4 separate regions of the Homo sapiens genome follow, and regions 2, 3 and 4 are each linked to region 1. A link is a contact called in ENCODE Hi-C or POLR2A ChIA-PET data. All regions are on one chromosome and are shown on one strand. The core of a region is the stretch at or near the end of the contact, and the rest is flanking DNA. Distances in the headings are between cores, read along the strand shown. Region 1 holds the start of CPAP (centrosome assembly and centriole elongation protein). Region 2 has its middle 62 kb from the start of ATP12A. Region 3 has its middle 18 kb from the start of ATP12A. Region 4 holds the start of LINC01053 (long intergenic non-protein coding RNA 1053).

The links. Hi-C counts contacts between places; a loop is a spot of excess contacts on that map. ChIA-PET counts read pairs that join two places held with the same protein, here RNA polymerase II (POLR2A). Pooled maps may share reads with other maps.
Region 2: a map with no recorded cell type shows a loop between it and region 1 (12-fold over the local background). The contact joins the enhancer-like site here to the promoter of CPAP in region 1. A Hi-C loop is called at or near these places in 5 of 37 single-sample maps with no recorded cell type and 10 of 50 pooled maps.
Region 3: a loop to region 1 is called in a map with no recorded cell type, with 6 times the contacts of the local background. The contact joins the enhancer-like site here to the promoter of CPAP in region 1. A Hi-C loop is called at or near these places in 1 of 168 maps with a recorded cell type or tissue (mammary epithelial cell), 1 of 37 single-sample maps with no recorded cell type and 2 of 50 pooled maps. POLR2A ChIA-PET finds 5 or more read pairs at or near these places in 1 of 52 experiments (WTC11).
Region 4: a map with no recorded cell type shows a loop between it and region 1 (15-fold over the local background). The contact joins the promoter of LINC01053 here to the promoter of CPAP in region 1. A Hi-C loop is called at or near these places in 4 of 37 single-sample maps with no recorded cell type and 2 of 50 pooled maps. POLR2A ChIA-PET finds 5 or more read pairs at or near these places in 1 of 52 experiments (AG04450).

The regions. Positions count from the first base shown.
Region 1 is chr13:24,921,283-24,924,346 of GRCh38, forward strand. It overlaps CPAP (centrosome assembly and centriole elongation protein), which reads right to left and starts at 1,579. Exons shown (of 17, transcript NM_018451.5): 1 at 1,479-1,579. RefSeq lists enhancers at 723-1,624, 1,625-2,526.
Region 2 is chr13:24,617,133-24,620,196 of GRCh38, forward strand. No RefSeq gene overlaps it. Among named protein-coding and RNA genes, the nearest start is that of ATP12A, 62 kb to the right of the region's middle. Within about 2 kb of position 1,644, at least 7 of the 41 ENCODE cell types and tissues checked have a DNase peak (open chromatin) inside an H3K27ac peak, as active enhancers do.
Region 3 is chr13:24,661,114-24,664,177 of GRCh38, forward strand. No RefSeq gene overlaps it. Among named protein-coding and RNA genes, the nearest start is that of ATP12A, 18 kb to the right of the region's middle. Within about 2 kb of position 1,418, at least 3 of the 41 ENCODE cell types and tissues checked have a DNase peak (open chromatin) inside an H3K27ac peak, as active enhancers do.
Region 4 is chr13:25,179,707-25,182,770 of GRCh38, forward strand. It overlaps LINC01053 (long intergenic non-protein coding RNA 1053), which reads left to right and starts at 1,626. Exons shown (of 3, transcript NR_120427.1): 1 at 1,626-1,827. It overlaps LINC00463 (long intergenic non-protein coding RNA 463), which reads right to left and starts at 295. Exons shown (of 4, transcript NR_120428.1): 1 at 71-295. RefSeq lists a silencer at 302-351 and enhancers at 1,210-1,299, 1,310-1,359.

The DNA.
Region 1 (3,064 bases), core at 329-2,828:
TAGGAGAACCAATGAACTTTCTCGAAGAGCGACAGATATAACAATTCTCTTTTTTATAAAACCTCCAGCTTTCTCTTTGTTCTTTGGACATACTGAAGACCACCTGGTCTGTACGCCTGGAACCGCCATTCTTTCTTCCCAAATAAAACGTTAAACTTAAGAGATTCATCTCCAAATTTTTGACTTCAACAACTGGGAAGGTTAATACAGGGGGTGGATACACTTAGGCTGTACACTTAAGATTAGCGCACTTTACTGGATATCTGTTATTCCTGAATAATTTGTAAAAACTTTTTCTAAGCAAATTGTTTTTCAGTAGGAAACCAATCTAAAAAAGTAATGACTTTTTTTTTTTCAAAATCAACCACGTAACTTTGCTTAATTTCAATGACCTTAGCAGAAAATCTTTCGAAATCCAAATTCAGAAGGGAGACAAACTACAAGGTCATTTCATAATATGGAAAACTAGAAAAATTCCCTACTAGACTGACAAGTGCAAGCAGTCTTGGGATGCAGCAGCCAGACTTTTGCATCTCCTCCTCCAACTCCCCACCAAACACACCTTCTATACCTTCAATTTCATGACCGCGATTCTAAAAATATATTTAATGTCAGCATGAAGTATAAAAAAAGCGTCACCAGAACCTGCTACTTATTATTGATACTGAGGTCTTGGTAAAGGGAGCATTGATAATATATATGCCGAGATAGGATTAGTATGTGGACTCAGACTTTACAGATATCAAAATCTGAAGGACACGGGTGCACGTGTATGTCAAACTCATCAAATGGAATGCATTTAAACATGTGCCATTTTTATTGTATAGCAATTATACCTCAATAAAACTTTTAAAAAATGTAACAAACTGACAGCCTTGAAATCTCCAGAAAGTGCTATGTAAACATTCTTTAAAGCAGTATTGAAAAAAAGATAAATTCTCTGCACGGTGAGGGAGGAGAGTGGATACAAACAGCAAATTCAAAGCCACTCTTAGACCGTGAGAAGTAACTAGTTGGTCTGGGAAGTGATTTAGCAGTCCCCTAAAATACAACACGTTCTTGAAAGCCATGAATCCACACGAAGCTTCAAGAGAGAAGCCCTTGACAAAGCTGGGGCAAGACCGGCCCTTAGGACAGCCAGCAACGCTACTTCACCACCCTGCTCCAGCGGACTGCGGCTGCCGCGCTGCCCACAGGAACTCAAGTTCCGCCACAGCCAGGTCAGAGAGACAGACACCCCAGAGAGGCCGGCTTCCCCAGCTCTGCGAAGAACAAAGCAGCGCGAATGAACGAAGCCACTGAACTGCCGTGGGCCTCAGCGCGCCCGTGGGCCTGAGCGCGTCCCGGCGCCCCGCTCCCTCCTCGCCCCGCCGAGCCAACCCCGAGGTCCGAGCAGAGTCCTGCCCGCCCACCGCCGTCCATCTCCGGCGCAGGGCGGCGGACAAAGAGCTCCTCCGCTCTTTTCGCCCACAAATTACCGCTCCGTGAAGCCTGGGCAGCTCAGCAGCACGAACCGACACCTCAATCTCCGCAGCATTTACAAATGGGCCGCCACAATCGCCGCCTCTGTCGGAGCCCCGCCCCCGTCCCGAGGTCCTGTGGGAAGTGAGGATCTCACCCGCGCGTCTGCGCTAAAGCGCAGGCACCGCTGAGCCCAGTGAAACTACAACTCCCAGTGACGCCACAGCGACGGGCGTTGCCCGGCGGGGGATGGACTGCGCGCCGCCTTCCGACCAGCAGCGGGCCAGTGGTCGACGTAGGCGGGCGGCGTGGCGGGGCGGAAAACCGTTTCCGGGAGAGACCTTCCGTGGTGGACGTCGCCCCAGGCTCCCACACTTAGAAAACTAAAGGGAACGCCTAACGGAGCGATGGATCTCCGTGTTCCCAGCAAAGCAGGGAGCACGGAGAGTCAAAGCTAACATAGAGCCCAACCGACGCTTAAAGGAGGTGTTTTGGGTTTTGTTTTTTTTTTTTCTATTTGCGTACGGTCTATTTTGTCGTTTTTTTGGTTTGGTTTGGTTTTTTTCTTTGTTTTCCGCTTTGGCTGAGGTGACTTAGTAAAGGAGAAAAAGGGCAGTCCGCTACACCATTTCGTAAGACGAAAATAACCCTATGAGAATTCACTCCAAAAATAGGCATCTTTCATCTCTCCTCAAATGGCTAATCGGTGGTTTGGCAGAGTGTGTCCATTAGATTCTGAAACTAGTTTGAATACTGACAGTGCAGAATTCAAGAAATTTTTTTGTTTTGTTTCGTTTTAACTGCCACGGCCCTTTAATCTAGGAAGTTACAGCACCGTGAGTTACCACAGTACTACATACCTGGCTTCCATGTCTGATTAAACAGCAGGCCAAGTAAAATGTTTAAAGAAATCAAATGAAGTGCCATTTATAACCGTTATAACTGAAACAAACGACTGCTAAAGACAAAACTATTTCACAGAAATTTGGTCCTCCAAAATTTGTTTTGCTTTCTACTTCAAAAAGAGTCTACTTCTCTAAATCAAGATTTCGGTTTTGCTTCTTTTTTCAATTTTTCTTTTCTTTTTTTAATTTTTATTTTTTGAGATGGAGTCTCGCTCTGTTGCCCAGGCTGGAGTACAATGGCGCGATCTCCGCTCACTGCAAGCTCTGCCTGCCGGGTTCACGCCATTCTCCTGCCTCAGCCTCCCGAGTAGCTGGGATTACAGGCGCCCGCCACCACGCCTGGCTAATTTTTTTATTTTTATTTTTAGTAGAGAAGGGGTTTCACCGTGTTAGCCAGGATGGTCTTGATCTTCTGACCTCGTGATCCGCCCGCCTCGGCCTCCCAAAGTGCTGGAATTACAGGCGTGAGCCACCGCGCCCGGCCCAATTTTTCTTTTTAATTTTCACTGTGGGTGAGGAAGCTAAAGCCCGAGACTTCCGAGATCACACAGCTACTTAAGATGCCAGACAAGGACCCAAACAATCTTCCTTTTCATTTATGATAGCCCTTTGGCTTGAAAGCATGCCCAAAAGTCTCATCATTCTTCCTAAAATGTGTATCTTTAAGGATAGTCGCAATATCCTCTATTTTTGTGCCT
Region 2 (3,064 bases), core at 394-2,893, 300 kb before region 1:
AGGCTGAGGCAGGAGAATTCCTGGAACTCGGGAGGTGGAACTTGCAGTGAATCAAAATCGCACCACCGTACTCCAGCCTGGGCAACAGAGTGAGACTTCATCTCAAAAAAAAAAAAAAAAAAAAGAAAGAAAGAAAGAAAAGAAAACACATTTGAAGACATAGCAGCAGCCAACATATAAATACACTGGAGATAACTGAAAATTTAACTTTGGTTGTTAAGTTAATGTGTTCTTACTTAGACTTAAAAATAAATCTGTCCTCGTTAAGTTTAAAATATCCCGAGGCAGGAAATCAAGACATTTTTAAATTTCTGGCATTTTTAAATTTCTGGCAGTTGATCTATAGGAATCTGGATTTCTGTCAATCACGTACTGCCAAGTAACAAAGCGCCTCGGGATGCAGATGCACCTGCGTCTGGGAGGCTGCCTGGCTTCCATTTCACATGTTAGTATTTCCCAGAGGAGCCTGCTGCTCCCACTGACTCCTACATTATAGGTTAAAAGGTGGCTTATTGCCTGTTTCACACACTTCTAAAAGGATCATGCTGGCACTAATATTTCCCTACTGACAAGAACCTCTGGGAGCCTCTGTGCCTGAAGAGTAGGGGGCAGGGCCCTGCCTGCTCCTCACAGGGAAGCCCTGGCCTCCACATATCTGTGGGCCTATGACCCACCTTGTGTGGGCAGCGGCTCTGGGACAAATGCCTCAGCATTTCCGTGTTTGGGGCCCTCCCTACCCTGATCCTTCCTATTCTTCCCCAGCATGGAAGAATAGGACAGACAGCGGAATTCAGTAGAGCCTCGGGCCATTGCCCCACCGACATTCCTTCCTTCCAGTCTCTTGACACACACCGCATTTTAGTTCCCTGACAGTCAACCAGGACAGCAGCACCCACTTGCCAAGAACAGTGCAACCTCTGTGAACACCCTCCCCTATCACACACTGACAACCAAGGACGGCCCAGGCTCCATAAGGAAACCCTCCACCACCACACACCCAACACCAAGGATGGCCCAGCCCCCACAGGACACCCTTCACCACCACACACCCACCACCCAAGCCTCTAGAACTTCCCAAGCACATATGATGCAGGAGGAAGATGAGACAATAGATGCAAAGATGTCTCCACCATGGTTTTGATGATTGCTGGGCCTTCTCACCTAGGAAAGAGTCATACACTCATATCACTCCTGCAGAGGGCTTCAACCTGCCATAGAAAGGGACGTAATGGGACTGTGCTTTGAAGGACACTTATGCCCCAACCCGGACAGTGGTGAAATACACGAGGTGTTTCCATTACACACACAGGGAAGGCCAGGGCCTAATGAAAACTCCCCGCCAAGGAGAAGCTCTGTGGGGTCCCGGCTGCCTCTTTCATGACAAAGACAGCCTGAGAAGCACAGAGGGCTCACCACTGGCTCTGCCACTTCCTGGCTGAGGGGCCCTGACCAAGTCTTTGAAGTCTCTGCACCTCAGTTTCCGTGTTAGTACAACAAGCGTGATTCATGCACGTGCTTGGAGGGCTGCAGTTAGAATAAGAAATCCCACACAGGAAGCTCTGCTGTGTGGCTGGGATCCCGGAAGTAACAGGCTTGTTAGTTGATTATTTGCATTTTGAGGTAGTTCTGAGGTCACAGACAGTGAGGGATCCCACCCTTAATATGAAAGGTGTGGACAATACAGCCAGCAGCAGCAGCTGCAGAACGCCGCTGAGGTGACACCTGAGTCCTCTGTGAAGTCCCCTTTTCTCGCCAGGCGTGCGCAGAGGCCTGGGGGTGTCTGTAGTTTATCTGGGGCCTGAGGAAGCCTCATCCAGACACAGGCCTGGCCCCACACCCCAGCTCCACACATGTGAGCTGTTCCGCCAGAGAGCAGGAGGACTAGAACAAGGCCACCTCCGTTCTCCTGGGAGCTAAAAATGAAAAGAGGCACTGGGCAAAAGCACTTGTTTTTGTCGATAGCAACACTTGTGCACAATTTTGAATCAATAACAAACATGTTCACAGCCAAAAACATGCCGGAATGCATCAACCCTTCATTATCTATGTGTGGATTGCCTATTTTGTTAAGTAGCATGTGTTTTTAACTTTAAAATTATGTTCAAATTTTACTGTATAGTATTCTCTACCTAAACTTCTTTACACAGCATTAAAGTTTCATAACTTCAAAATGCCCACCATTCATATCTTAGTATGTTCTTTCGTTTCTCTTTAGCGACCAAAGGTAAATACTAAATCCCGTGGTCAGCATGAGCATATCTTGTGTTCTGATGTTCTGTTCTTCTTTTTTTTTTTTTTTCTTTACTTTTTGAGACAAAGTCTCACTCCGTTGCTCAGGCTGAAGTGAAGTTGCACAATCATAGCTTACTACAGCCTCTATCCCCTGCACTCAAGCAATCCTTCTGCCTCAGCTTCAGGAGTAACTGAGACTACAGGCAGGTGCCACCACACCTAGCTAACTGTTTTCTTTTTCTTCCTTTTTTTTTTTTTTTTTTTTTTGAGAAACGAGTTCTCGCAATGTTGCCTAGTTCTCGAGCTCCTGGCCTCCAGCAATCCCCCTGCCTTGGTCTCCCTAAGTTCTGGGATTACAGGCGTGAACCACCATACCCGGCCTGTTCTGTTTTGTTTTGTTTTTACATTTTTTCCTTATAATAACTTTCCCCATATCTAAACAGGAGAATATTAGTTTTTACTTGGACTTTTTAACTATATATTATTGGATTACAGGGAAATGTTTTTTTCTTGTCAGTTATTTCATTGTAATATTTTTTTATAGGCGGTGTTATTATGTTATAGGGTTTGAGTGAATTGTGGGTTTTGGTTATATTTTCAGGTTGCTTTCCAAAATTATCATGCCAGATGTGTCTAACCCTGGAGCCTAGATTGGGTTCCCCACCCCAAGGCCACACACAGCTGAGAGGGCCTCAGCCTCCCAAGTAGCTGGGACTACAGGCACCCACCACCATGCCTGGTTAATTTTTTATATTTTTTAGTAGAGATGGGGTTTCACCGTGTTAGCCAGAATGGTCTCCATCTCCTGACCGCATGATCCGCCCGCCTCAAC
Region 3 (3,064 bases), core at 168-2,667, 260 kb before region 1:
TTCTTTTTTATGGCTGAATAATATTCCTTTGTGTATATATATTATATATATATATAAAACACACGTATACACACACACATATATATATAACACACATATATACACACACACACACATATATATACATATATATATATATATCATATTTTCTTTTTTTTTTTTTTGAGACGGAGTCTCGCTCTGTCGCCCAGGCTGGAGTGCGGTGGCCCGATCTCGGCTCACTGCAAGCTCCGCCTCCCGAGTTCACGCCATTCTCCTGCCTCAGCCTCCGGAGTAGCTGGGACTACAGGCGCCCGCCACCACACCCGGCTAATTTTTTGAATTTTTTTAGTAGAGACGGGGTTTCACCGTGTTAGCCAGGATGGTCTCGATCTCCTGACCTCGTGATCCGCCCACCTTGGCCTCCCAAAGTGCTGGGATTACAGGCGTGAGCCACCGCGCCCGGCCATATATCACATTTTCTTTATCCATTCATCCCTTGATGGGCACTTAGGTTGATTCCATACCTTGGCTATTGTGAATAGTGCTGGGATAAACATGGAAGTGCAGAGACTTCCTCAATATACTAGCTTCCTTTCTTTTGGATACATACTCAGTCACGGGATTGCTGGGTCATATGGTAGTTCTATTTTTCGTTTTTTGAGAAACATTCCTAGTGTTTTCCATAATGGCTGTACTACTTTGTATTCCCACCAACAGTGTATGAGAGTTCCTTTTTCTCTGCAATCTTGCCAGCATATGTTACTTTTTGTCTTTTTGAAAGCAGCCTGGGGTGAGATATCTCATTGTGGTTTTGATTTGCATTTCCCCGATGATGATTGATGTTGAGCATTTTTTCATACACCTGTTGGCCATTTGTATGTCTTCTCTTGAGAAATATCTATTCAGATCATTTGCCATTTTTAACTCAGATTATTTAGGTTCATTTGCTGTTGAGTTGTTTGAGTTCTGGTTATTAACTGCTTGTTGGATGAATCGTTCGTGAATGATTTCTTCTGTTCTGTAGGTTGTCTCTCACTCTGCCGACTGTTTCCTCTGCTGTGCAGAAACTTTTTAGCTTGATGTGATCCCATTTGTCTACTTTTTAGAATGATGAATTTTGTACTTCATTACTTACTAACTCATTTTTCCTGGAAGGAGCTTTCCAAGACCTTCTAATTCATCTCCCTATCTCCAGAGTTGATTAACTGAGTTTTCCAGGCTTCCAAGAAAAGCATGTTGCATAACACCTGTCTGAAAGTGTTCTACCATCTACCTTCACTTTGTCTGCTTTGTTATCTCCAGCCCAGTCATACACTTGGACTGTGGGACTGAAATTTCCCCCTAACTAGGAGATGGGAATTACGTTCACTCAGCTATAATTGCCACTTCCTGGGAAACCCTTTCTCTCTCCTGTTCTTGGGGCACTGCCAGCCAAGTTTCCCATCCCTGAGCCCTCAGTGGGGCTACTTGCCATCTATCTTCAGCTCCAGGTCACCAACACCAGCACTTTATCTGTGAGCAGCAATAAAATGAATTCATCTCCTATAATGATTTTAAAGGGCCTGTGCTATTCTTGGAGTGTGGAGAAGGGAGAGGCTGGGCAAATAGTTCTTTAGGATCTCAAACAAAGGCTTCTTGCTTCTATTAGTTCTCATAAAATTTTTCATGGAACTTTATAAAGAATATTGAACAAATCCTCCCTTCCCTTTTGCCCAGAGTCAGGCTATGGAGCAGACTGAACTCCAGGTTGCAGGCCTGGAATTGGTCCTTGTGTTGCCACTCACTTGCTCTGAGATATTGTGAAAGCCACTCCACCCCACTGAATTTCCATTTTCCCATCTGTAGAGCACTTAGAGCCAATTGTATCTCTCAGAGTGCAACCAGGGAAACAGAACCAAGGGAGGTATACAGTTAGGGACTGACTGCAAGGAACTGGCTGATACAGTTATGGGGGCTACCAGGGGCAGGCTGGAGCTCAGGGCGTGAGCCCAGGCTGCCATAACAGTGGCAGTTGTGCCATCTTCTTCAGGAAGCCTCAGCTCTGCTCTTACAGGTTTTCACCTGTTTGGATCAGGCCCACCCACGTCAGCCAGGACAATCTCCTTTGCCTAAGGTCAACTGATTATGGACATTAGTCACATTTTCAAAATACCTCACAGCAACCTCTATGACTGTTTGGTTGAATAACCTGGGACTGTAGCCTCACCAGGTGGATGCATCAAGGTGACCCTCACAGCAATGTTTGTTCCTGCCAACCCCGAATAATGGGAAGTAATACTTCGGAGGTTTTAAACGTGCTCTTTTAGAAGCTTCAGAAATTGATGAAAAGAACCTAAGAATATTAATTTCTAAACTGTGAACATTCAATGCTCCCATATTAGTTAGCATACATACATATAATTCCACATAGTTGTAATCAGTGTACACAGCAACATAACTTTCTGCTCTTTTCCTTTAACTTTATTTGGTGTAAGCATGTCCTGGCATTGATATTTTCTACATATTGAGGTCACTTTTCCCAATTATTTTATAGCATTTATTCATGTTAATGTACTATAGTTTTAAGCACTAGCCCCTTTTTTGGCCATTTGAACAGTTCTAAATGTCTGCAATTTAAAAAGCACTATTGTGAACATATTTACACAAATCAGTGTTTAACTTTTGAGTCATTTCACTAAAGTATAATTGGTTCCAAATGTAGAATTACTGGGCCAAAAGATGTAAAGAAGCTTGTAGCCACCATTATGTACAGCTGGATTGCTTTACAGAAGGACAGGACTGATTCATAACGCATCTAAAAATGTATAAGAACATTTGTTATCCTAAAGCTCTGCTATCATTTCAATGGTTCTTTTCCTAAAATTTATTTAATTTCAAAAAGCACATGTTGATCTTAAAAGATGCAGCCCCTTAACCATCAGAAAGCATCTTTTCCCAAATACAGTCATGTGCCACATAATGTTTCAGTCAATGACGGTGGTCCCATGAGATTTTAATGGAGCTGAAAAATTCCTATCATCTAGTGAGGTCGCTCTCATAACACCACAGCATTAAAACACATCGCTCGTGTCGGGCGCGGTGG
Region 4 (3,064 bases), core at 376-2,875, 260 kb after region 1:
CCACCTGGGAGATTAGGATTTCAACATATGAATTTGGGGAGGGCACAAACATTCAGATCATAGCACTCACCTATAAGTCAAATATTGAAACCAGAAGGGTGAGTCTCTTCCATGTGATCATTCAGGGCCCCAGGCTTCACTTCTCTGTGTCCCCACTGTGTGGTTGTTGCTATCTGCATTTAGCTGGTGGAAGGAGAAAGAGATCCCGGAAGAAGCACGTCCATTTCTAAGAAGCTTGACTCCGACATGGAACAAATCACTTCCTCTCACTTCTGTGGGTGACATCTAGTCACATGGCCACATCTGGCTACTAGAGAGTGGGAAATATGGTCTAACCACGTGCCTGGCCACATTCCTATTACTACAGAAGGAGAGAACAGATTAGAGCAGGCAGCTGGCAGAATGTGCTACAAATCAACCTACTCAGTAGCTGTGGTGGGGAAAGGAAGCATTCCGTCTCCCTAGTGGGTTCACTTTCCTCCACGCTTCCCCCTCCCGCAAGACAGTGCATTTCCTCTCAAGACCTCCCTGTACCAATCTCTATCGCCTGCTCCCAGCTCTCTCCCTACCCTTCAGCCTTCCCTTAGGGGAATGTATTTTTTGGTTAAAGCAAACACGTCTAGAAAATGTTTGAAATACACTAGATTAAAAACCTGATTGTGGTTATTCCCACCTCCAGAGTAGCTTAGAAAGGACCCCCATGGTGTCCATTCCATTCCGTGAGCATTTATAGAGTCTCTCCCGTGTGCTGGGTGCTACCATGAATAAATCATAATGCCTGCCCTGCACGGTGACCAGGAGGCTCGTCAGTGTGAGACTTGGTTTGGTGTGAACTCTCCAGCTCATCAGGCCGACAGTACCATTGTTCCATCCCGGATTGTAGGTCAGTGTGATCAGGCCTCAGCAGCTTGGGTGTTAGTTTTTTCTTCTTCTTCTTTGAAAAAAAAAAAATCTATGTTTTCCTCCATGATGGTTAATCCTCAAATAGTCAGGCTTACTTCTGTCCCGGATCCTAACCACCTACCAGGTTTTCTTCGTGGGTTTTAGGTTAAGTCCCTGATCCGGTTTCATGCAGCTTTCATTGATGTTTCATTTGCTATCCACCACAGCAAGGTTACTTTTTTCAAAAGACAGAAATCTCAGCAGATGTATTCATTCTGGGATGTTTCCTGGACTCACACCAGTGAGCTCATTAGCCCAGGCTAACTATGGGCCTTTGGGGGCTTTTTCTGTTCTTTCCTTTTTTTTTTTTTTTTCAGTTTGTAGCAAAAAGCAGGATCATGTGATTTGCGCATAGCAGCTCTCCTTCCTGTGTGTTCAGTGAGCAGTGACTGAAATTCCCCCCAAGAAGGAGGGCTGTGCTTTCTAAACATGCATCCTTCTTAGCAGTGTCTGCTTTTGTTTAGTGGAAGACTGAAGCTGAAACAGGAAATTTCTAGGTCAGCTATACTTCACTCTAATAAAAGAAAAGTCTAGCCAAAAAGAACAGCAAAACTATGGCCTGGGCTTTTTGGAGTGTCTTGTCTGATTACCCAATTATTACAGCTCAGATTAGGAAGGGATTAACCCCTGAGGTTGGACAGATGGAGAACACTATTAAAATACCCCATGTGGGGTTTCGGAGTGAGTAGCAAAGTAACCACCTGTCCCTGTTTCTTGGGTCAGTCTGCCCTCATTTAGAGTCAGAAGATCACTGTCTTTGATGTCCGAGTGTGGAGAAACTGAATAGCACAGGAAGCAAGCCTGGGGCCCCACCCCTGTCTGGCCCAGAAGCACTGCTCTCCTGAGTCTCTGTCCCTATCTGGAGCCCTGCCCTAGACTGACCTGGTAAGAAATATTCAGCTGAATTACAAGTGATTTTAGGGTTGTTATTGCCCAGGGCCCTTGGGAACAGTCTGGGGACACTTTATGAGACTGTCACAGGCAGAAAGATTTCCATTTCAGACCTCCCTATTCCTTTGTGAACTATTGAAGAAATCGGTACCTCTCCTTTCTTGAACCTCTGCATTTCAGGGGCTACATTGGGGCTGTTTTGTTTTAAGTGTTCTCAGAAGCTGCAGAGGAGTGAAGTGAGATCTGTGTCTTTGTGCCTTTTCGCCCCTGCACTGGGGAGGTTGGGACAGTCCCTCTCTGGGCAGGGAGGCAGAGTGGCTTTGCCTCATGTTCCAGCTTTGAATTCGCAGGCAGGAAGGTAGTATAAGCAGTCCATTCAATAATTAATAAGCCACTTAGGTCTGCTTCAAGTCCTTTATCTTACAGATAAAGGATGTGTTCAGGAACATTAATGGTTGATGAGAAAACATTATGCCAAATAAAATATGTTGGGTAATCTTGAAATTGTCATGATTTAGCTGGGTGAGTACTTCTTTCTTATATATCTAACTTAAGTCAATTCGAGAAAAGCCTATTGAGCACATAGAATGCCTACCTCATCCCCAGCACCACGGAAACATAGAATCTCAAGGTCAGCAGGGTCCTCAATCCCAAAATTGTATAAGCAGCCAGCCAGTCACGATTGGAATGCTTCCAGGGAAAGCACTTCATTGCATCCAGAGGCAGTTTACTCCATGTCCTGACAATCCCACTAGAGTTTTCTTTTTAGAGCTGATTTTCTTTTTAATCTTCACAGCTTCTTCCCTTAGTTCTAGTTATACTCCTGTATTGAGCAGCTTTTATAGGCCAGATGCAGTTTCAGGTGATTTTCATGCATTCAGTCATTTAACCCCACAGTCATCACATGAGGTGGGGTCTCCCATTTTACAGATCAGGCAACTGGCACAAAGAAATTAAGTGATTTGCTCAAGGTCAGTAACTACTGAGTGGCAAAGCACTCTGTCTCCATTAGTATACCTTCTTCTTTTCTTTTCTTTTTTTTTTTTTTTTTTGAGATTGTGTCTCACTCTGTCGCCCCGGCTGGAGTGCAGTGGTGTGATCTCAGCTCACTGTAGCCTCTGCCTCCCAGGTTCAAGTGATTCTTATGCCTCAGCCTCCTGAGTAGCTGGGATTACACATGCATGTCACCACACCTTGCTAATTTTTTAATTTTTAGTAGAGATGGGGTTTC